3 separate regions of the Homo sapiens genome follow, and regions 1 and 3 are each linked to region 2. A link is a contact called in ENCODE Hi-C data. All regions are on one chromosome and are shown on one strand. The core of a region is the stretch at or near the end of the contact, and the rest is flanking DNA. Distances in the headings are between cores, read along the strand shown. Region 1 holds the start of MKX (mohawk homeobox). Region 2 holds the start of PTF1A (pancreas associated transcription factor 1a). Region 3 holds the start of GAD2 (glutamate decarboxylase 2).

What was found. A loop is a pair of places that touch in the nucleus more often than their neighbours do. Pooled maps may share reads with other maps.
Region 1: a map of naive thymus-derived CD4-positive, alpha-beta T cell shows a loop between it and region 2 (16-fold over the local background). The contact joins the promoter of MKX here to the promoter of PTF1A in region 2. A Hi-C loop is called at or near these places in 1 of 168 maps with a recorded cell type or tissue (naive thymus-derived CD4-positive, alpha-beta T cell), 3 of 37 single-sample maps with no recorded cell type and 6 of 50 pooled maps.
Region 3: a map of naive thymus-derived CD4-positive, alpha-beta T cell shows a loop between it and region 2 (18-fold over the local background). The contact joins the promoter of GAD2 here to the promoter of PTF1A in region 2. A Hi-C loop is called at or near these places in 1 of 168 maps with a recorded cell type or tissue (naive thymus-derived CD4-positive, alpha-beta T cell), 3 of 37 single-sample maps with no recorded cell type and 10 of 50 pooled maps.

The regions. Positions count from the first base shown.
Region 1 is chr10:27,743,890-27,748,857 of GRCh38, reverse strand. MKX (mohawk homeobox) reads left to right here and starts at 3,039. Exons shown (of 7, transcript NM_173576.3): 1 at 3,039-3,151. MKX-AS1 (MKX antisense RNA 1) reads right to left here and starts at 4,243. Exons shown (of 2, transcript NR_121652.1): 1 at 3,910-4,243. RefSeq lists an enhancer at 2,958-3,548.
Region 2 is chr10:23,189,811-23,194,164 of GRCh38, reverse strand. PTF1A (pancreas associated transcription factor 1a) reads right to left here and starts at 1,853. Exons shown (of 2, transcript NM_178161.3): 1 at 851-1,853; 2 at 1-461. The coding sequence starts at 1,634. The coding sequence ends at 259.
Region 3 is chr10:26,213,870-26,218,407 of GRCh38, reverse strand. GAD2 (glutamate decarboxylase 2) reads right to left here and starts at 1,634. Exons shown (of 16, transcript NM_001134366.2): 1 at 1,523-1,634; 2 at 739-798; 3 at 417-566. The coding sequence starts at 1,598. RefSeq lists enhancers at 1-310, 2,920-3,486, 3,487-4,052, 4,053-4,538.

The DNA of each region.
Region 1 (4,968 bases), core at 1,790-4,289, 4.6 Mb before region 2:
TTCTACTGCTTAGCTCACAGTGTTTCTGCAGCGGTATGTCTCACCACTTGTTCTGTTGTTCCCCTTACACACTCCAGTATGTATCTCTGCCATCAAACTGTCCACGTGTGAGCTGAACCTGCTATTTGTTCATTAACTTACTGTTTTATACCATTTGAGCAGGAAGTTGTAGTCATTCTCTGGCTTTGTAGTTTGCTTTATTGCTCATAAGTAATAACTGGAAAAAGGAGTTTTAAAACACTCATTATTTTCAAACATTTTGACTAATATTTATTCTGAAATGTCAGGGTAATTTGGTAAAATATCAAAATGCTAAAACTGAAGACTTATTTTTTTCTTTACCAGAAAGTAATAATTACATATATTTATAACTGCAGAGTCCAATACAATGAATTAATATTTCTTTCAAATGTTCTTACTTAACATCTTTCTAGCTTTAGCAAAGCAGTATCTTACTTTCACATTAAAAAAAAGAAACCCTTCATAATAGTGTAAGGCAGTTTGTGGAAAACTTATTACCGTCATTTTACACTTTACTAAATTCAGGCTAAACCATCATCAAATTAACCAGAATTAAGATTAGGGCTCAAGTCTTCTGACTTCTGGTCTAAGTTGTTGGGTGTTTTGGGTTTTTTTTCCCCCTGCATAAGGCCATCTTCCACAAACTACATATGCTTTCTTAAATCTTCTAAAACTTTCTGAAACTGGAAGCTTTACTTCTGAGGATTATATATAGCATTTCATATACTGACATTGGATATAGCACAAGAGGCTGAGTAACATTTATTTTAGAAATAGGTGTAATTTAATAATGAATGTATTTGAAGTGTGGATTAAAATGAAGACAACACTTCCCTTTTGCATAGAGGATAAAACTTGCAAAAATAAAATAAATGCCCATTGGTATATTACAGAGGGATATTTCACACCATTTCACTTCTAGAATGGATCCTTCACTCTTCTTTCATTTTTAAATGGATTTTAATTATTAAATCATAGTCTAAGGGAATTACCATATGTTAATTTTTTAGTGAGTTGAGGCTTACTCAAATGTATTTTATTCCTATATCAAATGAAAAGTATTTTTGCATTAAGATTTTTGCTGTATATTTCATTTCAGACTTTAAGAAAACAAATATTACATGTAAGTATATCTTAAAAGCGCTCTAAATGCATTTTTAAATTGAGTAAATATAGTTAAGTACTAAAACAACAAAATTCATTTGTCCTATACTAACATGTACTATAGCATATAGCTCAAAAAGTTAGTAGAATACTGGGAAATTGCAAGTAACTGTATGATGCCTATTGCTTTACCTGGGACAGCTGACCAAAAAATGTTTCAGGGGTATGTTAGAGCTAATTTCATTACAATTCCCGGTGACTAACACCACTGATAGAGACCATAAAAGAGAAGGTGGCTCTTTTGTCCTATGAATTATCAATTAGATCTGCTTCTGTGGTGAAATTTGTTAGCTGAAAATTGATGGCTGAAACCTTAGGATTTACCCCTGTCTTTAAGCTCCTACAGCGAGGTCTGTAGACCAGAAGCCTGTACTGAACTCACACCACAAGGGCAGCGCCAAAGACAAGATGCAAGCGCTGCAACAGCAAGTTATATAACAAAAGAGAACCGAGGACATCAGAACGTGCTCCAATGATACTTTGTATCTTCCTGGTGCGCAAAAATGTAAACCGGCCTTCCTTTATGGTTTACATTGTACCCCTGCACAACGGTTTGCTATCGCGTAATTTGGGAGGTGACACATATGAAATTTGAGGGTGTGATTAGTCTTTAAAATAATAGTTTTGGTATATATTTTAAGCACTTCTAGCGACCCCCCCAACACACAAACACACACACACACACGCGCACACACACACACACACACGAAGAAGATGCTAAGGTGGGCCACTGCCCCGGCTCTGGCCAGCCGCATTTAGAGGGGAAAAGGACAAATGGCGCTATTTCTTTAAGCTTGGTGGGGGGAAATCTAAGTTTGTTCTTTAAAAAGGGCGAAAGTTCGCTAGGACCACAGGGCCTTCGGCGAGAGCGCAGGCAGCTTCGTGTTGGCACCTTGGGGATCTTCTGGGCTGCCAGAAGCTCTGAGCTTGCAGTTGCACCTAAACCGCCGCTTTCGCTACTTATATTTGCGGTAATGTTAGGAAGCAAAGTATCATCAATCAGAGAATCTGGTAGCCATTCTCTCTCTTTGCCCTGTGTCCCAGCTTGTGATTCTTCTAAGTTCCATCTCCTTTGCTGCGTGCAGATCCTTGGCTTTGGGCGCGCTTCCTCTTCTGCACTTGGGCCACCGCGGGTTGGCCACCTGGGCTGAACTCATCCCATCCTTGCTTTCCCCCATCCCTATACCCAGCGGCGAGGGCAGCCTCACCAGCCCTTGCCCCGGAGGTGAATGTGTGCCTGGCTTTGACTGAGACAACTAGGACCCCAGAAGCCCAGTGACATCAGAAAAGAGGCTCCTGGGCACTAGCACTTCCCGCAATACGCTCCAGGGCTGTAGGTGCAAAACGGAGCTCTAACTTCCCTCCAGCTAATCGAGAGGAAAATACAGGGCGCGTCACAGTGGCCTCTCCCGCCTAGCCACGCGCAGTGAAATTTCCGGCAATCGGGCCAGCTAAGACACGGGATTTGCACCGCAGCCTCTCAGCTTCTGGAGCCGGAGCCGAGCGCTCCCGGCAGCTTCTCCAATTTCTCTCCTAAAGTGCGAAGGGAAAAGCCCCGTCTGCTCCACGACTGCAAGGCCGGCGGATCTGGGAGCCGCGCCCGGCTCCGGAGGACTCGGCGGGCCCGGGGCTCCCCGGCAGCGGCTCCTCTGCTAGGGGTTAACAGCAGCCCCCGCGGCCGGGCGGGCGCGGACGCTTCCTCTCCACCCGCCCGGGAACGTGGATACCGCGCCCGCAGGATGTTCGCCGGCTGGGACCGGCAGTCAGGAAACATGAGAAGGCCTCGCTATTCCTGTTCCCGGGCGGCGCGCGCCGGGCTGGGTAAATAAAGCCGAGACGACGGCGGTGGCGGTGGTGAGCGCGCTGGAGCCCGCGTGGAGAACATGCGGCGGGGATGGGAGTGCGCCTAGTCTCGAGGCGGGAGAGCCAGCCGCCCTGCAGCCGGCCGTCGGCCCCGCAGCCACAGGTACAGCCCCCGCGTCGCCGAGTCTCAGCCGGCTGCGGCGGAACGCCAGGCTCGCTCTGGCCCCTGCGCCCTGGGCGCCGGTGCTCTCCCGCCCTTCCCCCAACTTCCCTCCAAGGTCTGGTGGAGAGGCGCTCGGGTAGCGGCCAAGGCTGGCCCAAGGGTCTGCGCGGAGCTTGGGAGCCCACCTGGCCGCGCCTCCTTTGCTTTAAAATTATTCGCCGGCGTTGGGGGAGGGGGACACTTCTGCAGGGAGTGACCTCCCCGGCCACAGTCTGGAGTGAATCGGGGTAAGTGATTTGAGAAGAGGCGCGGGTGGCCGCGCGCGGGAGTCCTGGGAGGGTCAGCAAGTGTGGTTCACACGCCCCCGGACCCCTTGCGACAGGACAGCGCTCGGACCTTTGCCATCGCTTGCCTCTGAGCCTGCTGCCTGCAGACCTACAGCGCGCCGGGTGTCTGTGTCTGCGATCTCTGCGTGGGCTTGGGGCTGCCGGGGAAGTGTCCGAGGTGGCTAACCTCGTGATGACTTCGCTAGGAAAAACACGTCGTCGCATCTAGGAGGACGCGCTGGGGTGGCTCGGAGAAGGCCGGGCCGGGGAAGGGTGTCTTGTACAAATAAAGCAGCATGAACACACATCCCTAAGGGCATGATTTTAAAAGAAAACACCAACGCGAGTCTTGACTGTAGAACAGGGGCTGCAAGCACGAAAATTCTCTTTGACACTTATCACCGAGGCTATGTGCACACCCCAGGCACGTACCTGTCTGCGCGGGAGGACGCAGTCCTAGGGGACACACGACATCCAGCAGAGGTCTGACTTCACTTCCCTACGAACACAGACCGTAGCCGTCGTTTGATCGCGGTGGTCACGCGTGGTCCTAAATGTCACGCGTGGCCTCTGCTGCGGTGGCCGAAGGGCGGGGCGGGGGCGTTGGCGAGTGTGGGCGCTTGGCGAGGCAAAGGGTGTGTGTGTGTGTGTGTGTGTGTGTGTGTGTGTATGCGCGCGCGCGTGTGTTAGTGGAGTAGCAGCCCATGCCGCGGCTGGACGGGCAAAGGGGGCGCTGGCAGCGAAGCTGAGGCCGCTCGGAGGAAACGGGAGCTGTCCCGAGGCGCGAGGCGAGGAGATGGGGCGGGCGAAGTCCGCCGCGCGCCTTGGGGCTGTAACTCTGCGGCTCCGCGGCCGCGCGGACTTGCTCCTGACGCCGGTGCGCGGCAGGCAGAGGCTCAGGGCCTCCGCGACCCCAGAGGTGAGCTGCTGGCTCTCCCCGACAGTGGCAGCAGTGGCCCGGGAGGTGCGCCGACCAAGCTGCCTCCTGCCTTGGGCTTCTGACACCTTTACAGCCTCTGAAAGGGTCCCCGGAGACCCCAGAGAGAGGCGGGTGTCGAGGGGCTACGAGCTCGCGGCTGACACCCGCGCTGCGGAAGAGAATGGCACTGATTGAGGGCTCTGGGGACCTGGGTCCTGGCGCCTTGGACCTTAGGACCATGCACTTCCCGGGGCGCGTTGGGGGATGATAGGAAGATTCTGGGAGAGAAGGGGGAGAAGTGGTGCTTTCGTCCTGACGCCACTTAACTTTTTCCTGTCCTTGAACCCAACCTCACCCCGGGGGACCTTGGCGGACAGAAGATGCGGGGGTTTCAACCAAACCATCCACGATCTAGAAAACACGAAAATCCCCCAAATCCCGGTATGGCCTGGGACTCATGAGCTGGGGGGTCTTGTGGATACGGTTGGCACATTACCCCAAATCTTCCCTTCCATCCAACCCCTCCTGACGCCCCGAGTTGGGGTTCCTAGAGGCTTTAGTCTTCTGCTGTG
Region 2 (4,354 bases), core at 604-3,103:
AGTTCTCCCAACAACACAGAGTTCAGGAAAATCATAGGCTATTGCATATTTTCAGAAAATCAGGATAAGTTATATAAATTATATATTTAAAAAGAAATCATCTATTTCATCAACTCAACAGGATAATAAATAGATAAATAATAAACAGTTGATTGCCATTCGAAAAATTTGATTCTTAAATTACATTTACATTATAGATATTTACATGTACAATATGCACAGAGACATAATCAGATCTTCAGCCGAGTCTGGGACTTCTCAGGACACAAACTCAAATGGTGGTTCGTTTTCTATGTTGTTGAAGGAAGATTTGCTGTTGAGTTTTCTGGGGTCCTCTGGGGTCCAGACTTTGGCTGTTCGGATAATATTTTGTTCCTTGAGTTGTTTTTCATCAGTCCATGAGAGAGAGTGTCCTGCTAGGGGAGGGAGGCCATAATCAGGGTCGCTGGGGGAGGGGGACCCTGGACAGGTGAGAAGAGAAAACAGACTGTGAATATCCAACCACATTCCCATTGGTCCCATCAGGTCCTTTAGGACCCTTTCCTGGGTGCTCTCCGGTTATACTAGAACCACCCTCTTCCTCCACACTTCAAGTCCCCACCGTCCCCTCCCAGGAATCCGAGGAGCTGCAAGTCTGGCGGGGACGCGCGCCCTTGAGAGCCGCGGTCAACGTGGCAGAAAAATAAAAAAAAAAAAAAAAACGAGAAACGCGAGCTCGCATTCAAGTTTTTCCGTGCCCACCGACAATCCGTCGGTCCGACTGTCTGCTTGGCAGTCAGCTCCCCCAGCCCCTCCGGAGCCTTCGAGTGCCCGACCCCTTCTCCCTGAGCTGGGAAGCGGAAGCACTTACGGGTGCCCCGATGGCAGATGATGACCTTCTGGGCCTGGCTGCCCGGGCTGTCCCCGCCCAGGCGCCCGCCGCCGCCCGGCCCCCCGCAGCCGCCCGCGCCACCGCCGCGCAAGGGCAGGTCGGCCTGCACGAGCTCGCTGAGGAAGTTGATGTAGCCGATGGCCAGGCGCAGCGTGTCCACCTTGGAGAGGCGCTTCTCGTAGGGCAGCGTGGGGATGTGCGAGCGCAGCCCCTCGAAGGCGTCGTTGATGGACTGCATGCGCCGCCGCTCGCGCACGTTGGCCGCCTGCCGCAGCTGCTGCAGCTCCGCCTCGGAGCGCACCCGCCGCCGGCGCCGCGCCGCCGCAGCCGCCGCTCCGCTCAGGCCGCGCAGCCGCGCCCCGGGAGACAGTACTGCCGCCCCGGCGCACGGGTAGGCCAGGCACGAGGGCGGCGAGCCGGGCGAGTAGGGGAAGCCGCCTGGGGGCGCCCCCGTCTCGCAGCAGTAGCCGCCGCCGCCGCCGTCGTCTGGCTCACCGAGGCCCCCCGAGGACGGCGGGGCGAGCGCTAGCGGGGCGGCCGGGGGCGCGGGCTGCAGCAGCAGGCACGCCCCGTCGCGGTAGCAGTACTCGTGGAGCTGGTGGCTAAGGAACTCCACCTCGGCCTGCTCGTCCGCCAGCAGCTCATCGCCGTCCTCCAGGGGGTCCCGTGAAGACTGGTCGGTGAAGAAGTCGTCCTCGTCGAAGTACGAAGAAGGAAAGGCGTCTAGGCCCCCGGGGAAGTGCTCCAGCAACACCGCGTCCATGCTCGCCGCCGCAGTGGGCAGCGGGACTGCCGGGCTGCGCGTGTTAGTTCTTGGTGAGTTTCTAAGGCCCGTCCGAGCCCCTCCCTCCCGGGGCCCTGGCTGGGGGCAGCTAGGCGGCCGCCGGGCTGCCCGCCCCCGGGCCTCCCTGGAGTGCCCGCGGCCGCTGCGCTCTGGCCCGCGCTCGCGCTGCGCTGGGGAGGGCTGTGGCGGACTTCCTGGAGCTGAGGGCCGGCACGCGAGGATTCTTATAACAACATCCATAGGCGCGTGCCAGGGACCCATCGCGCCAGCCAATCAGAGCGCGGTGTGCCGGCGGCGAGGGGGCCCGGAGGCGCGGCGGTGGGCGGGGGTGGGGGGCGTTTTGCTCCCTTTGGGAGCTCCTGGGGCGAGGAAAAGGCGGGGTCGCGCGGCCCGGGGCTCCTCGCACCGCTCTCTTCCCTCTCCTCTGCCTCTGCATACTGGATTCTGTACCTGCCCCGCGTGCGGCTCCAGGGGCACCTGCGTCCCGCGGTGCCCGCTGCGTACCCGCGCGCGCTGAGCAGCGCCGGCTCCTTCCGCCCTGGGACTGGGGCAGCCGCGCGCCGCGTCTACACGCGGCCAGAGAAGTTCCTAGGGGTGCGCGCCGGTGGCCCAGACGGCGAGAGCGGAGCCCGCGCGGCGATCGTCCTCCTCCGCGGCAGCCTGGGCAATCTAAGGGTGCTGCCCTCAGGGACCAGGTGGGTGCATTCCGCCACCCCCTTATCCGAGGTGCGCGGGGCTCCGGCCTGGGTTCTGCTGGGGGCTTCTGTCCCATCTCTGGACTTTTCAAGGGCTTTTGCACAGTTTGCAGAGTATATGCGGGTGTCATTGGAAGGTGATCCGGGCCCACTCCCACTGCGTTCCAGACGCAACACGGGGGCTGGGAGCGCACCTATGGGACTCCGCTCTGGAGCCTGGCTGTGGTGCCTGGTGCGGGTCCCCAGCGACATCGGCTCAGTGGCTGCCTCCCCTGCCCTCCCCGGCCCGGAGAAAGGAATGGGGAGACGGGAGGGGCAGCCCCCAGAGCAGCTCAGCGGGGCGCGTTTCTTCTGAGAGCAAATCTAGACCCTAGGGATTCTGAGCAATAAACTGGATACAAAAGGAGTCCATTGAATCGTCTGCTCCGGCGCAGTCCGGAGGGAAGGCATTGAAGTTAAAGGGCAGAATGTGAATCGTTTTCAAAGCCCGAGTCTCTCACCTTTCCGACTGGCCACAGGGACCATCCCTGAATGACTTGTTTTTTTCTTTCTCGACCTTTCTTTTCTGAAAAAAAAAAAAAACACAAAACGTATGCAGCTCTGCCCCAAGACAGACTTTATCACAGACTGCGATGCAACGTGAATTCCTCTTTTTAAGAGCAACAAAGAAACACTTTCAAGGTCTGGGCAATTCCGGTTAAAAGCCAGGCTGCAGCTTCCACCCCGGGAGAGTTCAGAAGCGCAGCCATCGTGCGTATTCTCTCTACAGAGGACTGAAAGGAGTCGTCCTCCTGGGCCGCTTCCTTTTTCAGGCACTTGTCTCACTAGAGGCTTCTGTTGGGTATTCAGACGCCTCTCAAATTCCAAGTCATGCCTCTTCAGATTAGTGATTTAAATACGCTTCTTGGTTTTAGACATTGCACTGTAATTAACTGAATTGAGAACAAAGAGTTAAACCAAAAGATATATAAGGTTAGAAGGCCAGAGATTGCCTTACCTTGAACTGCCAACAACCCCAAACAATTTTAACCCAAGGACTGACTGGTTTTCAGTAGTTTTTTCCTGTGTTAGTTTCTCAGCCTTCACAGTGAAGGAGTCGTTCACTATTTGCATATCCTTAAAGGCAAATATGGACAGTTTCCCGGTGATAGAGCCTGAGCTGTGATTCTCTGCAATTAGATTTCTCTTTCTGACCTCAAAGGAAGGGAAGGGGTGTGTGTGTGTGTGTGTGTGTGTGTGTGTGTGTGTGTGTATCAAGGCCAGAGATCTAGCCAGCTAGTGATGTGCACCCTCCCCTTCCTCACGTAGACTAAAACTAAGTGGAAACATGCCCGTGCCCGTGGGTCAATGTGAAGACATGCAAGAGTAGCAAATTACCCAGCTTCAAAGCCTTATCGGAAATATTGACAACTATCCACTGCAGAGAAGACTAGAATTGAGCCTACAAAGTCTCTTTTCAAGAGGCTGAAAGGCTTTCTCTGGTGGCTCTCTAGACTGGTGGCTCTTGAGAAACTGTGTGTCATAGACATGTGGGTAGGTGGAGGACTGGGAGACAGGGGAGTGAGTGTGAATATATGGGTATCTTTTTTTTTCTTTTTTTGGGGGGAGGGTGGGGGTTGGGGGATAAAGTCTTGCTCTGTCGCCCAAGCTGTAGTGCAGTGGCACGATCTCAGCTCATGGCAACCTCCACCCCTCAGGTTCAAGCGATTCTCCTGCCTTGGCCTCCCGAGTAGCTGGGATTACAGGTGCCCGCCACTACGCCTGGCTAATTTTTGTATTTTTAGTAGAAACAGGGTTTCACCACGTTGGCCAGGCTGGTCTGGAACTCCTGACCTCGAGTGATCCACCCACCTTGGCCTCCCAAAGTGCTGGGATTACAGGAATGAGCCACCGTGCCCGGCTATATATGGGTATCTTTTTATTCAATATGATTTTAGCAATCCACTTCCACAGAAAATCATCTGACATTTTTGATGAGTTTGCAGAAGAGTTACAGAGAAATTC
Region 3 (4,538 bases), core at 385-2,884, 3.0 Mb before region 2:
ACAAATCACTCTCGTGATCTAAAGACCTAAAAAAAATGCAATTCTGAATTCTCGGGCACGGTATTTGGAAACTGAGTCCCACCCGAGGCCCCAGCGGCCTAGGGAAGCCAGCCGTCATCGATTCAGTGAGCGCACGAGCGCCTGGATCGTCGGCCACCCGCCATCCCAAGGGCCGCGCTGGGGGAAGAGCGCCACGGCCTCAGAGCCCTCTTGGAGCTCCGAGGCCAGGTTCGGGGGCTTGGACCCAGCGGGCAGGTCCCGCATTTCTCGCTTTTATCTGAAGATTCTGGCAGGTCCCGCCTCCGCTGCCACCTCGACGCCCCTGTCCGGCTCTCAGCGCCGGACCCGCACCGGCCGCGGTGGGCGGGGCAGAGAGAGGGGCAGGGGCGCCCCGGGGCTCCCCGCTGAGTCTTTACCTGTTGCATGGAGAAACGCGTAGTTGACATCCACTTTGGAGCAGCTGCAGGGCTTCTGGTCGCAGGCGCAGGCGGCCTTCCGGGCGGCGGCCCGCGGGGGTTGGCTCCCGCCGCTCTCCGCCGGCTTCTCGGCGTCTCCGTAGAGCAGGGCTGGGTAAGGACACCGAACGCGGGCCTCGTCAATCCTCCGCCGGGCCCGGCTCCCTCGCTCCCGCCTACCCGCAGCCAGGAAACCCCGACTCCGCTGACTGGGATGCGGAGGTGAGAAGACTGCTTGGACCCCGCGGGCCGACCTTGGCCGCCCCGGTCCCTGGGCACTCACCGCACAGTTTGTTTCCGATGCCGCCCGTGAACTTCTGAGCCACTTGGCACCAGGCTCGCGCTGCAAGGAAGAATAGGCAGGCAGACAGCGAGGCAGAAAGAGAACAACAGACGGACGTGTGAAATTTCGTTCTATGTGAAAATCAATCAGTCCGGGGTCCTAGGAGGGGCCGCCTTCCTCCTGGGGGCCGCTCAGGACTCGGTGAGGCCGGCAGGTGCAGAAGGCAAGCGGGAGGCTGGCGGCCCGGGCCAGCCCTCATTTCCTTTATCTGTTTCCCGAGGAGAAGCCCACACCGCTGCCCTTCCAGGTGCCAATCGGCTCAGGCAAATTCCTCTCCCTGCCTACCTTGGACGAGTTTTCCTAAACACTGAAGCTATCCATTTTTTCGCAGACTGTCTTTCTAGATAAAGAAATCTCTCACCTTTCCCATTTTTTTTTTCTATCTTCACGGTCACTCCGTCCCACCCCAGGGTCCAGACACCCGGATCTTAGCAGCGCCCCAGGACCACGGAATTCCATGTCCCCGAGACACCGCGGTCTTTGGGGGGCTCTTCCAACCTTCTGTGGAACGGGCCTGAGACTATTTGGGCGTCTTCCCAGGGTACAAGAGGCTGTAGAGGTCTTGAGCTCTTGGGCCGTCAAGGACTTAGCCCAAAAGCAGGGAGAAGCGCCCGAAGAAGTTTCCTGTTGCAGGTGGAAAAACCTCCTTCGTCTTCTCCGTAGTTCCGCAAACCCCAGACCACCGCAAAACTCGCCCGCCGCAGGCCCCCGTTCTCCTTCCTACCTGTGCCGGGATTCTCGGAATCCCCAGAGCCATCTTCCGACCCGAAAGACCAAAAGCCAGAGCCCGGAGATGCCATCGGCTTTGGAGACTGGAGCAGGTCGCCTGCGAGTGCGAGCTGCGGGCGAGCTGCCTCGGGCTTGGCCCTGCGCGCGCGTGCGTGCCCGTGTGGCGGGAGGAGGGCACCGCGCGGGGACCGGCGGGGCCGAGCGGCGAGGGCGGGTGTCACGCAGGAACAGAAAACGTGCGTGTCTGTGCGTGTGTGTATGCGAGCTGGAGACAGGGTTTAGGGACGTGGCAACCCTTTGGAAGCCGGGGAGCTTTAAAAGAGACCGGGACTACCTAAGGGTCCTCGGAGCCCGGACTCAGGAAAGCGCGGAGAGCCCCAGAGCATTTGAGGGAAAGGGAGCCCAGTGGGGATGAATGAGGGGGCGGCGGAGGAAAAAAACACGAGAGAGGGAGGGAGCTGAGTCGTGAGGATGCGAGGCAGACCATGCACGCCAGCTGGAGTCAGAGTGAGGGGGTGGGAGGCGTGCCAGCGCGTCCTCGGGCGAGCCAGAGGCGGGAAGTGCGGGCGGCCGCTGTCCCGGGTGCTGCCACAGCCGCTGCGCGCCAGCGTCAGCGAGGGGCAGACTGGGGAGACCTCGGCGAGGCGGGAAGCGTGGCCCAGAGGAGTTTTCTGTGTGCATCGATTGGGGTTTTGTTTGAGGTCTGGCTCCAGCTGAGGGGAAGGAAGCGGGGTTCCCGCGCCGTTTTCCTCCAAGCAGGTGCTGAGGTCACTGCGACCTCGAGAGCTCGCGCCCCGGGCGGGCATCAGGCGCCGTTCACGAGCCTGGGGAGGGGACGGCGGGGGAAGGGCTCCTACCCGCTGATGGGCTCATTTCAGCGCCTTGGTAGAACCTGACGCCTGCCTGCTGAACCGCGCCGTACCCGGGGGCGCACCGTTCCTGCGTAGCCAAGGGCTAGATCGCGGGACCCACCGTCCAGGCTCTGAGTGACGGCTGGGGAGAATGACTGCTGATTGAGGCAATTAAAATCCACGCTGGAGTCTACTGAGGACCTCGGGCTGGGGAAAAAAAAATAAAACGAATGGAAACTTCTTGGAAGAGAATGAGGCAGAGCGGCCAGAGTCGGCAGGATTGATGGCGGGTGGGGGATGGAATCAGGGCATTTGGTGACCTTGGCCCGCGGAGGCGTGGAAGCGCCCGCTGCTTGCGTGTAAGGGGGATCTGTGTGCGCCTGGGAGGGGAGAACAGGGTTTCCAACTAAGCAATCTCGGCTTTACAAATCCGAGTAGGAAAGAAGGCATCGCCTGCAGGGCCCTCGTTTTAAGGGGCTTCAAACCAATGCCCCCCCTCGCCCCCAGAGAATCTTCGCGGTAGCGGGTGACCCGGAAGCGCGAGATTGGTTCTCTCTGAGGCGTATTAGGAGGCGGTTTCTCTTTTTCTAATAAAGAAAGGAGGAGAAAGTCAGAATCGTTCTGATGATTTCCTTTCTACAAAAAGCTATTGCAGACAGGGAGGACGCCCTAAGGATTGGGAGCCCTTTGACAGTTTGCGCTGCGTTCTCCTGGCAGTGGAGATGAACTTCAAGTGCACCTCGGAGCTCCGGGGCTCTGGGGGAGACGGAGGGAGGGAGAGAGAGGAAAGGGCTGAGGTCGGCTTCCCGAGGCGGCTGCCTTCCCCGCGCCTGGCCAGAGCGCCTGTCATTTCCATTGTGTTCACAAGTCGTTTTATTTCTCTGACCTCCTGAACCAGCCACCAAAGCTGCTAACAAAGCAGAGACCCGGGGATCCCGTCTGGGCGAGCACCCCTCGACCCTCGCTTAGAAGGGACATCCTGGGGCCCATGCTGGACGCATACAGGCCCAAGTCCTGTGTGCTCGAGCATAACTGTCCCTGGTCAATTCTCTCCACAAAGCGCTGTCTTCTTCTCGCGTGCCTGAGTCCAGGGGTTCCCTGAGGAGTCATGGGATCCACACTATGGCAACTGGGCCCAGGCGCCAGGATGAGAGCAGGAAACCAGTCGGGCGTTGATAGCGTCCTGCCGAAGGCTGGCACTGAGCGTGCTAGGTGAAGTCTGTTCCAGGCTGTGGGAGCCCGGGTGGTCGAAAACTCAGGGCTCAGTTTGGCTCCTCTTTCTTGCTCTCCTGGCTCTGACACTCTAGGTCACCACAATAACAACTCCGGAAACCTAAAGACTTGTGGTTCAGCCATCTGCACTTCAGGCATGGCAGCTCCGCAGCTCTCTCCAGCCTCGCAGAGGCTGGTTCTTTGTTGAAATCCATATCAAATCCTGCAAAGGTTTTCCTTCAAGCCAGCAGTCTAGGGTTGCAGAACTTTTCTACTATGGATGAGTGGTTGAAAACATAAAGGTTCTTAAAAGCAAGCGTTTAAATCACACAAAACCCCCAAAGAAGAAACGGATTAAAACACCTGAATTTAACTGATTTTTTTTTCTTTTTGGTAAAGCAATGGCTTCAAGTGCTACCGTTTAAACTCCATTAAATCCCACAGCTCTGGAGTACTTTGGATCTAATGGTGATATTTACATTTTTTATTTAAACACACCCTACTTCAGATGCAGATGGAGATCTGATTTGTCTTTCCTGAAGGCTGTCCCTCCCTAGACGGTAATTTGCTTTGTAATGACTTTCATTTCACTAAAGAGCCCATTCCCCCTCTCCGGGGCTTGGGGTTGGAGATAACAAAAGAGCTCTGGGAGGTAATAATTACAGTCATTAGTTCACAAAGGAGGCAGCCAGTGAATGGGAAGGGAAGGCGGCCGCTTTGGAAGGCCCTTCCTCAGATGAGGGGCGAGAGACCCAATCCTCCGACTTGTAGGGACAGTTTCCTTAGGTGTCTGGTTTACCAACATATGGGTCTCAGGCTGACCCAAAGAAGAGTGTCTGGCACACATTTTCCTGTGTCCTTCCCGTGCTTAAATGTCAAAGGACAGAGAAAGAAGGGAAGATGGAAAGAAAAAGAGGAAACAACCACGGAAGAACACAAAAATATTGC